2 separate regions of the Homo sapiens genome follow, and region 2 is linked to region 1. A link is a loop called in an ENCODE intact Hi-C map of the cell type or tissue named here. Cell type or tissue: IMR-90. All regions are shown on one strand. Each heading gives the region's core, and the rest is flanking DNA. Links, peaks and the distances in the headings are about the cores only. Region 1 has its middle 78 kb from the start of PMAIP1. Region 2 holds the start of LOC105372152 (a long non-coding RNA gene).

Region 1 (2,931 bases), core at 137-2,636:
TTTTGGAAACACAAAATAAAACATTCCACAGATGTGAACTGAAGCTTGGTCTATATGAAGCTCCCTTTGTGTCCCCTTCAGATTCTTTCCCTGCCCCCATTTTCCACATGTAGCAACATAGCGTTACCATGTTGATTCGTGCAGCTTTTGTTTATTCTTCTTGACTGCTATGCAGTAATTCATTTATGAATATCCCATAATTTAAACATTTCCCTTAGTGATTATTTAGATGAGTTTAAAATTTTTTGATTTTAATATGCTGCTGTGCACATTTTTTACAAGTCTTTGAGGTCACACGTGTTCAAGTTTCTATAGTATATATATGTGGACATGAACTTCTGGATGATGCGGTACAAACATCTTCAAGCTTATTGGACATTGACAAATTTCAAAGTGGTTGTAACAATTTATATCTCCCCAGCATTTATTCCCACAGTATATTTCACATTCTTGCACACCCTTGGTATTGCCAGACTTTAAACATTTTGCCAATCTTACGGGTATAAAGTGGTAGGTTATTTTTATTTTAAGCCTTTACACTTTGTAAATATCAGCTTAATTGAGATATAATTTACATACCATACCACCCACCCACCTTTTTTTTTTTTTTGAGACGGAGTCTCGCTCTGTTGCCCAGGCTGGAGTGCAGTGGCGCGATCTCGGCTCACTGCAAGCTCCACCTTCTGGGTTCACGCCATTCTCCTGCCTCAGCCTCCTGAATAGCTGGGACTACAGGTGCCCACCACCACGCCCAGCTAATTTTTCGTATTTTTTTTTAGTAGAGACGGGGTTTCACCATGTTAGCCAGGATGGTCTTGATCTCTTGACCTCGTGATTCACCCGCCTCAGCCTCCCAAAGTGCTGGGATTACAGGCGTGAGCCACTACACCCAGCCACCACTCACCCTTTTAAAATTATATAATTTGGTGGTTTTCGTTATATTCTCTTTTTTTAAATGTGTCTTTTTTTCACATAAAAGTTTCAGGAAGTAATGTAGTTAAGTTAATCGATTTTTTCTCTTATGATTTATACTTTTTGTATCTTATATAAGATTTCCTTCCTTATCACATTTTTTTTTTTTTAAAAAGAGATGGGGTCTTACTCTGTTGCCCAGGCTGGAGTGCAGTGATGCAATCATGGCTCACTATAGCCTCGACACCCAGGCTCAAGAGATCCTCCCACCTCAGCCTCCCAAGTAGCTGGGACTACAGGTGTGTGCCACCATGGCCGGCTAATTTTTAATTTTTTGTAGAGACAGGGTCTGACTATATTGCCCATGCTAGTCTTGAACTCCTGGGCTTAAGCAATCTTCCCACCTTGGCCTACTAAAATGTTGGGATTACAGACATGAGCCACCGTGCCTGGCCCCTTATCACAACTTTAAAAAGTTATTCTCTTACATTTTCTTCTGAAATTTTTCAAAGTTTGTTTTTCACATTTAGGCTTTTAATTCTCCTAAAATTGACTTTTATCTATGGGGTGAATTTAAGGATCTTAATAATCTCTTTCTATAGACTCCAAACCATGTTTTAAATAGTTTATTTTTTCCCACTGATTTATAATGTTAATTCAGTGTACATCAGATTTCTATATTTACTTTCTAATATGTTTCACCTATGTTTTTTGTCTTTACTACGTCAAGATCACAATGTCTTAATCATTACATTTTACAGTGATATTCCTTAGAATAAGGACTTCCCCTTTCTTTTTCATTAAAAGTGGTTTTGTGGCCCTTTGCTCTTCCAAATGAAATTTAACTTTGGCCTGTCAAGTTCAAAAACCTTAATGAAATCTGAAATGGAATATTAGTAGATTTACAGATTAATTTGGAGAGAATTGACATCTTTATTATATTCCCAGTCAAGAACATGGTCTATGTAATTAAGCTTCCTTAATTTTTGTCTCCACTTACAACATAGGACCAACAGGAGAATGTCAAATATGACCCCTAACCAATCAAGTTAAATGTCAGGAGAATGTCAAATATGACAACTAACCAATCAAGAATGTCAAATATGACCGCTAACCAAGTGCTCTGTGTAGGCACTTAACTGAAGAAAAATCGTAAGATGTACAAATCTGGAAAAGGATACTTTATTTCTTGTAAAGGGTTACAGATAGCAATGTGGCCATTCTGACAGGCTGGGAAGTGTAGTCTCAGGCAAAGACCAGAGACAGGCACTTTGAAGAAGGGGTTGGGTAGGCTTCTAGTTAGTCTACCTGCAGCTTCCCCAGGCCAACAACAGGGTATACCCAAGCCTCCCGTTTTTCCACTATAAAGCTATTCCATCTCTCTGCCTGCCTTTGCAGCTCTGCCAAACACAAGCGATTGCGGCTGGCTCTCTTGCTAGAGCAAGCTCTGAATGAATCACCTTTCCTTGTTCTCATTTGGATGGTCTCCGTTTATTTCTTCCACACAAGAAAGAGAGAAGCACAACAGAGGAACCACTGCTGAGATCTGTAGGATAATGCCTTCTTATACTAACTCCCTCATGGACTAGATCCTGACTGGTGAAGATCCAAGACAGGAGACGTCAACATTCTTGAGGAATAGAGGATGTGTACAGCTTGGCTCTAGATGTTCAGAAGAATTTATTACCAGTAAAGACATGAAAGAAAGGGTGGGTGAATGAGAAGATAGTTCTCTCCTTTATTTGTTTTTCCCTCAGGAGATATGTGAAAGTTGAGGGGGAAAAGGCCCTAGGATAATAGATGGAACTAATAATACTGGACTAGCCCAGACAAGGAGGTGAATTTTTGTTATGAGGTTGATCTTTGCATCCTTTCAGCCGTGTGTTGATTTTAACATCCCTTTGGAAATCCCTCTGGCACATTGTAAGGACCTAATGTATGTTTGCCAAATCTGAATCTGAGGCTACCTGGCCAAGGCAATGTGGGAGATGACTTGAGGTGGCATCAGCCACTTTGGGG
Region 2 (2,931 bases), core at 95-2,594, 50 kb after region 1:
ACCTGCTTTTGAATCCTGCCTCTTCTGTGAGACAAACCTGCTTATTGCTGAATCTATTTAATATTTGAACTTATTATATATAAATTTACTATCTACCGCACAGAATCATAATGCAGAATAAATAAGATAAAAGTAAACTATTTTATCACACCCCTTTTCAAAGGACAAATGTTTGACCTTCCAGCAATGTAACAATCTGAGCTTATGCAAATGGGACATCTTGTAAATGCTTATAAACATAAAATGAGCTCAAAAGACTGTAATTTCCAGGACTAACGCCAAAACTGGAAATAAAAATGAGAATAGCAAGGAGACACTGAAAGCCCACAGTGATTGGGGACTGGGTATATGTGATGGCCAAATAGTGGTCGCAGGTGCATATGAAGTGAAAGAGCTCGGAGCAAGTGTCATGCCTGAATCTTAAACTTCAACTCCACTCACTTTCCTTGAACAGTACTGGGAAGCCTGGATGGGAAAAACAAGTCAGCCATGAGGAATTTGTTCCTTTGGCCCTTTCTCAGATGCAAATGTAAAATTTTCTTGTAACCCAAGGTACAGGAGACACTCATAGAATAATAAGTCACTGCTAAAGACAAACTCAAAAAATAATAAAAAATATTTCTACTATAAATATATCAAAACATCCCATCGAAGAGCATAAATTTATACAATTATTATTTGTCAATTAAGAAAATCTAGTGAGGAAAGCAAATGATGTTGCAAAGATGAGTGTTAATTGCATAGGAATTGGAAATACTAGAACAATTTAAAAATTTTAAAAAGGGTTAAAATGATGAAAAAGAGAAGTCAATTTTTTCCCTTTTTTTTTTTTTTTTTTTTTTTTTTTTTGATACAGAGTCTCACTCTGTTGCCCAGGCTGGAGTGCAGTGGCATGATCTCAGCTCATTGCAACCTCCACCTCCCAGGTTCAAGGGATTTTCCTGCCTCAGCCTCCGGAGTAGCTGGAATTATAGGTATGTACCACCACACCCAGTTAATTATTAAACTTTTAATAGAGTGGGGTTTCACCATGTTGGCCAGGCTGGTCTCGAACTCCTGACTTCAAGTGTTATGCTTGCCTCAGCCTCCCAAAGTGCTGGGATTACCGGTGTGATTCACTGTGCCTGCCAGTGAGAAGTAGATTTCAAGTAAAACAAAAGATTATGAAAAAGAAACAAGGGATTCGAAAATAAAGTCCTAGGAATGAAAAATAGGATCGCTAAAATTAAATACTCAATGAATGTACTAACAGCAGACAAAATACAGATAGGAACAGAATTGTACAGGGATTGGTATATTTGAAGAAACTATATCCAAAATACACTGTGAGAGATAGTATCTGAGCAGATACAGGACACAGAATGTAGAATGCACATATGCCCGTGGGGCTGGGCATGCAGGCTAACATGACCAAGCAACAATTGGCCCTGTGTGTCTCTGTGTGTTTGTTTCCAGTTGCTGCTGGAACAAAGTACCACAGTTTCACCAGTTTGTTCATCATTGAATCAACATCATGCTATTTGAATACTGTGATTTCATAATGAATCTTGTTGGTAGTGAAAAAATTTCAAATCTGTTCTTAAAATTCGATCAGGTTTTTTGTTTTTTGGTCTTTTTCATTTCCATATAAAATTTAGAATCATCTTATTGATTTCCCCAAAACACCTGCTGGATGAATGGGGTAAGATTGAATATGTCGATAGATTTGGGGAAAATTGACGTCTTTACAAATGAGTCTTCAATTCATGAGCATGGTGTGTTCATTTATTTAGTTATTCTCTCAGCAACAGTTTAGTTTTCAGTAAATCAAAGGGCACGTCTTTCAATAAGTTATCCCTGTGTATCTGGTTTTTTGCATGCTGTTGTGTACGGTATTGATTTTTATTTTATTCTTCAATTTTTAAAAGTAATATGTACATATATACCATATGAGTTTGCATCCACCAACTTTGCTAAATTCTTTAAAAAATCTTATCGTTGGAGTTCTTTTGGCTTTTCTATGTATGCAATCCTGTCATCTGTGAATAATTACATGATTACTTTTTTCCCAATAATTATACTATTTATGTATTTATTTTGGCCTTATTCCACTGGCTAGGTGTAATAGAGGTGATGAACATCTATGTTTTTTCTGATCTCAGGAAGAAAGCTTTCAGTGATTTCTCTATTATGTATAATGTTAGCAGTAGGTTTTTTCATACATAATATTTATCAGAAGGAAGTTCCCTTTTAGAGTTCATTTGCTGAGAATTATTTTTTAATCATGAAATGATATTAAATTTCATCAAATGCATTTTCTGCATGTCATTTCTCTCATTTATTCTATCAATGTGGCAGAAATAAAGCTATTAGTTGCCAATATTGAGACAATTGAGGAAATTTGAATATGAGCTGTGTATTAGATAACATAGTTAAAGCAATCTTAATTTTTTTCATTATGATGATAGAATTCTGTTTATGTAGGAGAGTGTCCTTGTGTCTAGGGTATACATGTTGAAATTTTTACATCTAAAACTTATTTTTAAGTACTTGTACAATAAATAATATCTATCTCTGTATTGAGGTCCATGAAAACACATACAAGTTGTATCTCTCTCTCTCTTGTTATTTCTCCATCTCTCTATCTATCTACAAATGTAGCAAAATGCTGACAGTTGGTGAATCTAAGTGAACTGTAAGAGTGCCTGGAGTATTCCTTTAATCTTACTATAGGTTTGCAAACAAAAGACGTTTGGGGGAAAATAAGGATAAATCAAATGCAGATTTAATATTGAACTTTTTACCCTTTTAAGTAACTGTACTTTATTTCCATTGCAAAGGTAATATTTATAAAAGCATTTGTATGTGAAACCCAAAGAAATCTCAATAAATCTAAAAACTGAAGTTAGAGACATAATTATCTTACCATATGAAATGAAATATAACTAAAAA

Evidence for each region. A loop is a pair of places that touch in the nucleus more often than their neighbours do. Peaks named below come from ENCODE experiments on the same cell type or tissue, not always from the same donor. Only the 100,000 strongest peaks of a DNase experiment are listed, where the experiment ranks them.
Region 2: it touches region 1 in a loop (6-fold over the local background); 2 of 110 quality-filtered maps call a loop at or near these places.

The regions. Positions count from the first base shown.
Region 1 is chr18:59,976,137-59,979,067 of GRCh38, forward strand. No RefSeq gene overlaps it. Among named protein-coding and RNA genes, the nearest start is that of PMAIP1, 78 kb to the left of the region's middle. In IMR-90, for the core only: no CTCF peak of the experiment used is centred there; no DNase peak of the experiment used is centred there.
Region 2 is chr18:60,026,210-60,029,140 of GRCh38, forward strand. LOC105372152 (a long non-coding RNA gene) reads left to right here and starts at 857. Exons shown (of 2, transcript XR_935549.2): 1 at 857-974. In IMR-90, for the core only: no CTCF peak of the experiment used is centred there; no DNase peak of the experiment used is centred there.